Regions from separate parts of the Homo sapiens genome. Here region 1 is linked to region 2. Evidence: chromatin contacts called from ENCODE Hi-C data. All regions are on one chromosome and are shown on one strand. The core of a region is the stretch at or near the end of the contact, and the rest is flanking DNA. Distances in the headings are between cores, read along the strand shown.

Region 1 (6,081 bases), core at 1,843-4,342, 280 kb after region 2:
TTGGTTTAGGCTTAGATACAACTTCCTTGGCCATGAACCAAGGGGAAAAGCATAGAGCTTTTGAGACAGAAAGATGACCATTTTCAGTTAAGGAGATGGAAGTCTGGAGTTGTGAGTCAATGCTAATCGAGGACTGAGCCAGAGGTAGAAACCCAAGTGTGCTGGCTCCCAGCCCTGTACTTCCTCTTCAAGACCATATAGACACTGAAAGATCTTCTGCCTACACTGACAATGTAAGGTCAATCCTCACCAACAATATGCTTTTTTGATACCTGGGATTGGAGAGAGGAAATATCACATTTCCAATTCAGAGCTGCTCTTTTTCTTAACCTGTATGTAAACAAATTCAACATTCAAACCAGGTGTTACCTGATAGAACAGTATTGTAGGTAGAAGCTCTTTGAGGAAAAAAAAAAAACCTCTTTACAAAGCAAGGACATAGATGACTGCAGCAGCATCTAACTAGTGGATGAAGGCAAAGGGGCAATGGGCAGCCTTTAATTATCCCAACAAGAAGTCAGTATTGATGACGTTTCATTACAAAGGAGAAAGTGGGGCTCACCTTAGGTATGAGTGCAGTCCCTTCCTTCCTTCCTTCCTTCCTTCCTTCCTTCCTTCCTTCCTTCCTTCCTTCCTTCCTTCCTTCCTTCCTTCCTTCTTCCCTCCCTCCCTCCCTCTCTCTCTCTCTTTCTCCCTTTCTCTTTCTTTCTTTTTTTCTCCCTCTCTCTCTTTCTTTCTTTCTTTGTTTCTTATTACAAATAATCTTCCTATAAGTAGGAAAGTTTGAGCAGACAAAAAGCATCAATCTGAAGTTAAAAAAAATGCATCAACCTGGAGAAATAGTCATTTTTCAAATGGCATTGCTTATCTTGGGACAACAAAAGCATCCTTCACAAATAAAGTCAGAGAGTGGTTTTAATTTACCATTTACCAATAGATTTGTATGTTCTTTTCAAGAGAAGGGGTGAGATAGACATAGTCCTGGTTTTCCTCAATGCAGGCTTAGGTACAAAGAGATGTCACTTACCCAGAGTCCATATATTGAAGTGAAAATGGAATTTCATGAAGCAAATATAGTTATAGGATGGTAACTCTGGACAAATTTTATAAAAGATGAACTCCAATTGCTTCATTTCACAGATAACAGCTCTGAGCACTAGGGAGAGAGGGAGGGATTGGCCTAGCATTTGCTTTGTGTCTTGAGCAGTCACATCTATTATGGAAGTACTCACTACTCAGCTATACTCACTCCCTGAGACAGGATGGTTGGAAAGAAACCCCACCTTAGCTTCATCATTAACCAAGAAACCCCAAGGATGCTTAGAGAAAAACTCTGGAATTATTTGGGAATTCCTGGAAGAAGCTATGCCCTCTCTCCTGCATCCCAAAGCCCACTCTACACCATCTTGAAAAATGTCAAGGAACTGCATGGATTAGGTTGACTCTGGATGACCCTGGGTAGAGACACATTCAGTTTCCTGCTGACACCGCACCAAGAAAGTGATTTGGTCAGGTGACTCTAGGAGAAATTGGTACTGATAGTATCCAAGGCAGATTTTTAAGTATCAGACTTAATACATAATGATTCTTGGGAAAGCCATTTAAATCCCTGAGACTTTAAGTGGATAAATGTAGGTAAAGTAGTATAGTACTTGGCTCATAATAATTGCTCATTCAAATTCACATGTTAGTTTTAGTTGTTTTTTTTAAATTAGAGTCCTGTGAATACATGAACCCACCCACCCACATGCAAACACAAGCAAACACACAGCCATGACCCCATGCATAAGTTTGGCTGAAGACACCCTCATGGGAACTAGTTCACTGACTTCCAAATTAAAGAGTTAAGCATTTGATTTGGTCTGTTCAACATTAGGGGTATCAGCCAGCAAAATCTGTTGAGCTTACCATTGAAAAATCCTTTCATTCATTACTGTGGTCATAATACACAGTTACCTGGCCAGGAAAGAGTACACATCACAGGGATCTGCTCACTGCACGTGTGCCTGAGCTCTCCCTCACTTTCTGCCTTCTTCAAGAATTCTTCCCTGATTGGTCCAACCAGAAGCGCTGATTCTCCCCACCTGATTTCCTGTAATTTTATAATCTATGTCCTTCACTTTTGTGTTATATTGTTTATTTCCTTTTGGTCTTTTTGTGTGCATATGTATATGTTTTGGGGAATGGGGTATTCACTTTTGTTACTCACTGTGTTACTCACTTTTGTATGCCCATAGTGCAGAGCATGGTGCCTTGTACATAGAGTATGTTCGGTAAATATGTGCAATAAAAAGTCCTTTGATTACACAATGGCTTGATATTGGCTTTTCCACTTCCCAAATGAGCCATTTCTTAACTACTGACCTAAATGGAGCTGACCCATTTCCATAAACAGCACCTCCTTGACCTTCATTGCTATAAAACCCATAACAAAACTGCCTCCTCACTTACCTCTCCTTATTGTCCACATTTCTCCTGGAAATATCTAAATGAGGGTTTGCTTTAGATCTTTGGGGAAGGAAGGCCTGTGAGTAGACAACAGTAGAACTAGGATGTGTGGGACTGTTTGGTGGTTAGCAGAACAATGCAAACTGGCTCCCCTGTCCAAAGTCAAACCGTGTGCATTCCCCACAAGTGGACACAGTGTCTTCTGTGTCTGAATTACCACAGTCATGTAGTGGCTCAGTGAGAACTCCTTGTCCCGGTCATTACAAAAATAAAACAGAAATCTCTCTGTTGCTAGGTTAGGAATTAGATCACAATTGATGCACCAGTTTATCAGCCAATTTCCTCCAAGTTCAACATCAGAACAGGCAAAAAAAAAAAGTATCAGCCTTTAAAAATCATCAACAATAGTGGCATAACCTTGCATTTTATCACCCTCCTTCCAATTATCCCAGTGCAGCAGATGCAAGCAGAGTCTCATGCAATCATCTGAGATAAGGATGAAGAACTGAAAGACAAACAAGTGACTCACTTTAATGGATTTGCTTCAGACAGGAGAAACCTGTAATTTCTCTTAGGCGTGCTTCATGGACCCATAGTGGAGTGAATCACAGACTTGCACAAGCCTTGAAACTGTGGGTAACTTTACAGTTCTCAGATCGGCTTCTCGCAACAGGCAGTCAGTTCTCACTGGGCCCCTTGGACTCCCATTTCAAAAATGGAGAAGACAGATCACAGCCACTGACCAGGGACCGTGGGAGGTGCCACGTGATGGTGAGGCATCATGCTAGGGAGCTGAGCTCTGACCTTCCTGCTGGGTGATTCTCCACCTCTGGGCTGCTAGATCTACTTCCTGGATGCCGTGAGTAGATGTCCTACACCAGCACCATTTTCCTGTTGAAGAAAGGCTTGTTTTTGCACATATTCCAGGAGGGGGAAATGCGTGATATATGATGGTATTTTCTGGAATGCTTGATTCTTCTGGAAACTTCTCTAACATGATTTAGAAATTGGCTAGCTCAAGGTTGGAGTATTTCCTAAGCCTCTTTTACGTTTGTTTTTCTTTAAGAGTTGTTTGTCAGGCTTTAATGGCTCACTCCTAGGAGTGAAAATGCAAAGTATCCTGTCAGGCAAATAAACTCACTGTCCCTGCATTGTCCCCTTGCTTGATAAATTTCAATACCTGTCTTTTAGACTGAATGTAAAGCTGGATGTTGTTTTAAAAGTGTTCTTGATTAGTTTCTTCTTTTAGTGAGCCTGAAAAAGCTATCATTGTATCAATTTAAAAAAACATTTCTCCAGTTACTGCCAAACACGTTTTTGCAAAGGCATCTTCCCTTGTTTCAAGTGGCCAATTCTATGCTACTTGAAGGTCTATATTCCTTATACTCTGAAGACAGTTGTGAGAGGTCTAAAGTGTTGCATCATTAGGTGCTGTTTATTTGTTTGTTTGTTTGTTTTTCAGTGTCAGCACATCATGAGCTTTCTTCATGGACCAGAGGCAATTGCTGGGCGTATAAATTTCTTTAAAATTTTATAAGTATCAAGATAGTTGGTGAGATATCTAGATGTCTTCTAACTCTGAAATTGTCTTCCAACTCTGAAATTATGTGATTCTTGAAACCTATCAGAATCTGAATCCAGATTCCAATTTTTAGAAGAGATGCTGGGCTACAAACAGATTGGCTGGAAGCCATCTAAAGTAGCTAAAGATGAGATGTTTCTGATTCTAATAGTTCTTTTCTATCTTTCTTTCCCCCAAGGCTCTATGTGAAGCATTTCTTCCATGGCAAGGGAGAACTCTAAGGGTAACTAAATAGATTCTGCTATGAGGGCAAGAGATACTGGGTCTTAAACACATAAACAACTCGTTTATCCATCTGATGTTATAATCAGAGTTCTAATTATACTACTGGAACAGAGGAAACAGACAGACAGTTATAGAATTAGGGGAACAACACACACACACATACACACACACACACACACACAGACGACACACCCCCCCCCCCAAAATGTGGGTCACTTAACTCTTAGGTTCCTTGCCCTCTAGTTAACCTCTTTGGATTGGTTGTTCCCATCAGACAATGGTCTGGCCTGGGAGTAAGAGGCGAATTGCCACCTTGAAGACTGGCAAAAAAGTGAGAAGAGGCACTCCCTCTCACCTTGTGGTACAGTTCCGGGGAGAGGAACCCTTTGGGAAAGTATTTCCTTGATTCACAAATATTCTTGGCCATTCACCTTAGGGTGTTTTGCATGAACAGGTTTGCGAGATCACACCTTCTGATGCATTCCTTCCTGACTGACTACACTTACAGTTCCCAGCTGACCTTTTAAAATTTTCTTTGGGAGTCCTGATGTCAGGCCGCACTCAGCGTGTTCAGACGGGTAGGGAGTACTCAGTCTGTGTGAGTCATCCCCTACAATTCCATCTGGCATGTTTCAGAAAGAAGCTCCAGTACCCAGACAGACTCACTGTAGTTTTAAATTCCAACTCATTCAGAAAATCTGCTCCAGGTACAAGCAAGATGGGACAAATAGGAGATGGTGTTTCAGAACAGCTGGGGTCATCTGGGTCTGTCTGGAGAAATAGGGTTTTATTAGTTCTGACTTATGGAGACAGTGTGGAAAAAGACACATGCATTGTTATGACACCCTCTTGTGCCCATGGCGGACATCCCTAACCTGGCATGGCATTATTTCCTGCTCAATTCTTTTTTCACATAAGGCTCCAGGCAGTACAATAAAGAGGAGGTCCACAGTAGGACTGGCATCTACTTAAGTCACCAGGTTCCAAAATCATCTAGAGTTGCAAACGTGCTCACCTGACCCTCTGAGATAGAAAAGTTGCCTCATGATTTTAAAGCAAAAACTTCAGATGCTGATGTCACTCTGCAGGAATCATTTCCCAATTCATTCACTTATACAACAAATGTTTACTGAGTGTCTATTCTGTATCTTATCCTCTGCTGGGTGCTGAGGATAGAGAAACATCAGGTGTTTACATTTTTTTGCCTATTTCACTAGGTGTGGCCTAATTTCTCTCAGGCTCTGGGGGGGAAGAGCACAAATTGTTGTGCTCTGTTGACCCATTGTGATTAGAATTTAGGCAGCGGTGTGAAAGTCGCTGATTACTGTAAACTTGATGGAGAGGTAGATCCTTAGACACATTCACCCTGGGACAATCAGGTCTAGCTGTGTTTGCCTGTAACTCTCTGAGGCCAGCAAATGTTATTTTCTTTGTAATGACCAGCAAATGTTATCTTTTTCTTTGTAATGACCATGTTAGAGCAGGGAGCCTGGCCTCCATTCAGCAGGCTTGAATTGCTTTTTAGTACTGTGTGAAAAACAAAGGTGAATTATAGTGGGTAATTAACACTTTTATAATCATGCACAGAAAGAGGCGGGTTATGGAAGTGGAGGAGAAGGAACCTGCGACGTGACTTTTTCAGGTCCCAAGAAGCTGCGTTTCTAGGTGGCTTAGTTGCTTTTATCTCTGAAATAAATCATCTTGCAGACACCTTGGGAAGGAGATGTGGAGCTGCCCTTATTGGGTGACTAGTATAGCAATTGGAGGGAATTTATAAATGACTAACCCTTTATTTACCTTCTTGCCACAGATAGCCTCAGGCAAGA
Region 2 (6,306 bases), core at 2,064-4,563:
GTCAAAAAAAAAAAGAAAAAAAAAAACTACACTTAACATTATACTTAATGAATGGCTTAATGCTTTCTGCCTATGACAGGGAACAAAGCAAGAATATCTGTTCTCACCTCACTTATTTGATATAGCTCTAGCCAAAGCAAAAGGTAATAAAAGGCATACAGATTAGAAAGGAAGAAATAAAACAGCTCATATTTGCAGATGACATGATGCTCTACGTAGAAAAATCCCAAGGAATCTACACACACAAAAAAGTCCTCCTTAAACTAATACATGAGTTCAGCAACATCATAGGATACAAAATAAAGATACAAAAATCAATTATACACATGGATACCAATTTTTAAAATACAGTACCATTGACAATTGCTCTTCCAAAATAAGATGCTTAAGTATAAATCTAACAGACAAGACAGGACTTGTATGCTGAAAACTACAAAATGCTAATGAAAGAAATCAAAGAATATCTAAATAAATGGAGAGACATATCATGTTCATGTATTAAAAGACTCAATATAATAGAGATGTTGCTTCTCCCCATTTGAACAGGTAGAAAAATTGATACACAAATAGCAAATCCTATCAATAGCCTAACCAGATTTTTTAAATAGATTTAGACAAAACTGTTTTAAAATTTATGGAAAGGCAAAGAAATTAGACTAGCTAAAACAATTTTGAAAAAGGAGAATAAAGTGGGAAATATCAGTCTACCCAGTTTCAAGACATTATATAAAAACGGTAAGCAAACCTGTGTGGTAATGGCAGAGGTATAGACACATATATCAATGGGCCAGAAAAAGGCACTCAGAAAAAGACCTAAATAAATATGCCTGGTTGATTTTTGACAAAAATAAAAAAGCAATTCAATGGAGGAAAGATAGGCTTTTAAAATAAACTTTTGATTTCAGAATACTTTTTGAGTCATAGAAAACTTGTGAAGATAGGACAGAGAGTTTCTATATATCTCATTTACTAATTTCCTCTGTTATTAACATCTTGCATTCGTATGGTATATTTCTTACAATTAATAGGCCGATATTAAAACATTATTATTGGCTGGGCACAGTGACTTATGCCTGTAATCCCTGCACTTTGAGAGGCTGAGGTGGGAGAACTGATTGAGGCCAGGAGTTCAAGACCAGCCTGGGCAATATTGCAAGGTTCCATCTCTACAAAAAACATTATTTTATAAAAGTTAGCCAGGTGTGGTAACACACATTTGTGGTCCCAGATGCTCAGGAGGCTGAGGTGGGAGGATCACTTGAGCCCAGGAGTTTGAGGCATGGGGTGGGAATGGGAAGTGACTGTAAGTGAGGGCAAAGTTTCTTTTTGGGCTGAAGAAAATGTTCTAAAATTAGATTGTAGTGATGGTCATATAACTTTATAAGTCTGCTAAAAAGTCACTGAATTGGCCACACATGGTAGCTCACACCTGTAATCCCAATGCTTTGAGAAGCCAAGGCAAGAGGATGGCTTAAGGCTAGGAATTCAAGACCAGCCTGGGCAACATAGTGAGCCCTCATCTCTACAAAAATAAAAATAAAAATTAGCCTGGTGTGGTGGTGCATGCCTGTAGTTCCAGCTACTCTGGAGGCTGTGGCAGGAGGATCACTTGATCCCAGAAGTTTGAGGCTTCAGTGAGCTATGATCACTTCACTGTACTCCACTGGGCAACAGAGGGGACGCTGTCTCTAAAAAATAAATAAATAAAAATAAAAATCACTGAGTTGTAAGCTTTAAACGAGTGAATTTTATTCACCAAAAAAGCTATCTTTAAAAACAAACTATAAACAGAGAAGTCTCTCTTCTATTCCTGTCCTAGACCCCGTTCTCTCCCATCCCCACAGAAAATCATTTTTATTAGTTTTTGGCTTGCCCTACCAGTTTTACTTTGGCAAATGTAAGCAAGTACAAATACATTAAGTGATTTTAAAATTTTGCCTTAAATACTGGCAATTGACAAAAGCAGCTCTATCTAATTGAGAGGTAAGAAGGAACTCCCTGTAAACCTTTTAGAGATTCTAAAAGGACACTTCTGGGGCTCCACAAAAGTTTTAAAGTTTACAACATTAGTTTCAGCGTGTCCAATTACTTCGGAAAACATATGGCTTTTGGCCAGATGTGGTAGCTCATGCCTGTAATCCCAGCACTTTGGGAGGCCAAGGCGGGCAGATCACCTGAGGTCGGGAGTTCAAGACCAGCCTGGCCAACATGGTGAAACCGTGTCTCTACTAAAAACACAAAAATTAGCTGGGCATGGTGGTGCATGCCTCTAATCTCAGCTACTCAGGAGGCTGAGGCAGGAGAATCACTTGAACCCAGGAGGTGGAGGTTGCTGTGAGCTGAGATTGTGCCACTGCACTCCAGCCTGGGTGACAAAGAGAGACTCTGCCTCACAAAAAATAAAAAATAAAAAAAATACGGCTTTTATTAATTTGAGTGAAGGGGTTCACAAATTAACAACAACAAGAAGGAGAGAGAATGCAGATGACAAAATTGCCTTGTGGGAGACCCAGACAGATACAATTAGCAACAGTTGGGAGGGAAGGTTGTAAGTGAAAGGGGCTTGAAAGAGAGAGAGAGAGTTTGTGTGTGTGTGTTGTCTGTGTGTGTGTGTTGTCTGTGTGTGTGTTGTGTCTATCCATCTGTGTAAGAAAGACATTATCTTTAGAGGCTTTTGCTAAGCTGTTCATGATGAGTATCTGAAAGAAGGTCGGGTGTATACCAAGTTCTTCACGCTAATGAGAGAGGAAGAAAGAAGGAAAAGGAAGAAGTCATGCATTTGCCAGTTTCCCATATTGGCCACTAGATGGCAACACCAACCCAAGACAGTCCTCTTCTGAGATGAGAGAAAAGGGTTGTATAGGATTAAGTACACAATTAGTTTGAATAACTTATTCCTATATACCACAGTTTTCAGTCAAGTATTCTTACCTCAGGAAGGGCATGTATAAGTTTATACATGTTTAAATGTATACGTGCATCTAAGAATACAAGCCAGGCAGGCAGACAGAATGCAAAATCTCCACAATGGTTGCTGACATTCTTTGCACTCACTAAATCTTACATATACGGAATTTCTTGACATAAAAATGGATTAGGTCTCAAAAGCGAGAAATGGTAAGGCATTTACTATTTACCGTCTTCAGACCATAAAACCTCTTTAAACTGCAACTTTACTGTCAGCACCTTAGAATCTAAACATAACGTTTCAAAACGTTTCCATGGAGAAGGTTTTGATTTCAACTTAGCATGCCAACAGACCATTTTCTTGTCTTCCCATTGTCTACGTGGTGGAAATTTCTTCAGCTGTAAGCCAGACTGGAAACTTGTAGCCCAATGGGTGTCAAGGATAAAAGGTGTGGTAAGCTCCTTATTCCCTTGTTATTGAGGTGGGACCATCGGCTTCCATTTTCAGTGGTGTTTCCATAAAGATTTTCATCTTCTCCAGCGCCCGAGGCATCAGAAGAATTTATGTGACCCCAAGATCACCTTGAAACCATATTACCGGTTTATGGTTTCCTAAAAGCTTTTTGTGTGATTAGGTTTCGTTTTACTGTTAATCACAACAAGAAACAGGAAGTGGGTAAAAACACCAAAGAGAAAGTTGCAAAGTTTCAAACAATTCCACCATAAATAGTCGCACAATGAGAGTTGTCCCTAGATTTCACTGGAATGTAAATAAAAGCCTTGATCATTCTCACTGCTCGACAGCCACAGTTTCACTTTGTTCTTCATGGCTCTGCCAACCCTCTGAAACTCTCAGTCACGGGGACTGTGCTCTCAGCTTTCCTCCAAGAGATTTCTCCACTGCCATTGCCTCCTGTTTTTTCTTACCTCCTTTTATTTAATATTTACAGGAAAAGCTGTTGATATATGTGGAATGTTTGAGGATACAAAATGAATTAAATGATATTTAATGACATTTGGAAGAAAACCCAGATTTTCCACCCAAGTTTTTCTTCCTCAAAAAGAAAGGCCATTGTGTGCTCTTTCTTACTAGAGTGGGGGATGAAGAGTCCATTGCAAAGTGAAGACTTGGTCCAAAGCTGACCATGCTACAGGCTAGAGACACGGGCAGTCACAGGAAGGGTATGGCATGATGTCTAATATATACTGCACATTCCATATGTTCTATAGTATGCTATTCAAGATCTGCATAATCAAGAAATATTTTCCAATTTAAATTAATTAATGCTGGTCTGGTTTGAATTAGTAGAGAGAAAAAAGTCTAAATTAAATATATTATCAAAGCCTGGGCAACCCAACAAGATCTCATCTCTACAAAAAATAAAGAAATAAAATGAAATAAAAAAATTAGCCAGGCATGGTGGCACATGCCTGTTGTCCCAGCTACTAGGAAGGCTGAGGCAGGAGGATTGCTTGAATCCAGGAAGTCAAGGCTGCAGTAAGTTGTGATCATGTCACTGCACACCAGCAGAGGTGACAGAGAAAGATCCTGTCTGTAAAAAATAAATAAATAAATAAATAAAGGTAGATGCTGCCAATGTCTCAGCCTTTATGATGTCCACCTGCCAGCATCAGGGTCCCTTTGCCCAAAGATTTTCTCTGACCACTGGAGTGCACTTTGCTGCACCAGGCTTAGGGAAATGAACAGATATCTGGGAAGTATTCCTTAAAAAATGACTGATGGGAACTGGTGAGGCAAGACTTCAGCTCATTCACCCCACTGAGGAAATAGCTCTGAGGTTTGTGTTATTCTGGATCTCCAGAGTTGCCAGCTGGATTAAGTTCCAATTGTCCATTACAGTAACTGGCTTGATAACACAGACCATTTATTAGTCTTCAATTCCTTGCCTCTCTTGCCCACTCACTAACAGTATTTCTTGAGATACTGTAATCACCCAACAGGTTCTTCCTGCCAGCGGCACAGACAAAACCAATTCACTGGGACCATGGTATTGCAGTAAAGAAAGAGTTTAATTAACAAAAAGCTGGCCAGGCAGAAGAAGTGGAGCTATCACTCAAATCAGTCTCCCTTAGAACTCAGACCCTATGGTTTTTATGGATAATTTGGTGGGCAGGGGGCTAGGGAATTGATACAGCTGATTGGTTGGAAGTGAAATTATTGGGGTGTGGGAGATGGTGCTCAAGCCTTAAGTCAGCCTCTGAGAGGTGGGGGTCACAGGACCAGTTAAGTCATGAGTCACAGGTCTGGTAGGGTCAGTCAGTTGCTGCAGTGCAAAAACCTGAAAAATATCTCAAAAGACCACTCTTAGGTTTTACAATAGTCATGTTATCTTTGGGAGCAATTGGGAAAGTCACAAATTTTGTGACCTCTGGCTACATGACTCCTGAGCAGTAAATGATTATGGAAACTACGCCTACATATTAGCAGACTTCAGGGCCTTCTATAATCTTAGCCTCATGGCCTTTTGTTAGTTTTCCACCCTTGAGCAAGGAGTGGTTAGTTCCAGGGAAGGGCTACTATCATCCTTGCTTTCAAGTTAAACTATAGACTAAATTCCTCCCATAGTTAGCTTGTCCTATGCCCAGAATGATCAAAGACAGCCAGCCTGTGAAGCCAAAAGCAAGATGGAGTCAGCCATGTTAGATTTCTCTCACTGTCGTAATCTTTGCAAAACCTATTTCAATACCAAATAAACTAATTACTCTCAAATTCTTGTCTCACAGTGTCTGCTTTTAGTAAAATCCAAATTAATAATATATAAAAATGCATTTTTATTGCAGTAAAATATACATAAAATTTAGCATTTCGACCATGTTTAAGTGTTCGGTGGCATCAAGTACATTCACATTGTTGTGCAATCATCACCACCATGCATCCCCAGAAGTCTTTCATGACCCCAAAGTGAAACTCTACACCCATCAAGCAGAAACTCCCCATTTCTCCTTCTCTCAGCCCCTGGTGACCACCATTCTACTTTCCTTCCTTATGAATTTGACTATTCTAAGTACCTCATGTAAATGGAATCATACATTTCCTTTTCTATCTGGCTTATTTCACATAGCATAATATCTTCACAGTTCACCCATGATGTAGCATCTGTTATAATTTCATCCCTTTTTAAAGCTGAATAATATTTCATCGTATGTATATACTACATTTTGTTTACCCATTTAGTCATTGATGGACATTTGGGTTGCTTCCACCTTTTGGCTATTGTAAATCATGCTACTATGAACATTGGTGTACAAGTGTCTGTTCAAGTCTCTCTTTGCTATCAATTTTTTGGGGGTATATACTCAGAAATGGAATTGCTGGATTATGTGGTAATTTTATTTTTACTTTTTAAGGAACCACTACACTGTTTTCCATAGTGACCA

What was found. Hi-C counts contacts between places; a loop is a spot of excess contacts on that map. Pooled maps may share reads with other maps.
Region 1: a loop to region 2 is called in a map with no recorded cell type, with 6 times the contacts of the local background. The contact joins the promoter of ADGRF4 here to the enhancer-like site in region 2. A Hi-C loop is called at or near these places in 1 of 168 maps with a recorded cell type or tissue (mammary epithelial cell), 4 of 37 single-sample maps with no recorded cell type and 7 of 50 pooled maps.

What each region holds. Positions count from the first base shown.
Region 1 is chr6:47,695,488-47,701,568 of GRCh38, forward strand. It overlaps ADGRF4 (adhesion G protein-coupled receptor F4), which reads left to right and starts at 3,093. Exons shown (of 10, transcript NM_153838.5): 1 at 3,093-3,307. It also overlaps the pseudogene ADGRF2P.
Region 2 is chr6:47,411,363-47,417,668 of GRCh38, forward strand. No RefSeq gene overlaps it. Among named protein-coding and RNA genes, the nearest start is that of CD2AP, 63 kb to the right of the region's middle. RefSeq lists enhancers at 2,668-2,717, 2,728-2,787, 3,290-3,339. Within about 2 kb of position 3,314, at least 12 of the 41 ENCODE cell types and tissues checked have a DNase peak (open chromatin) inside an H3K27ac peak, as active enhancers do.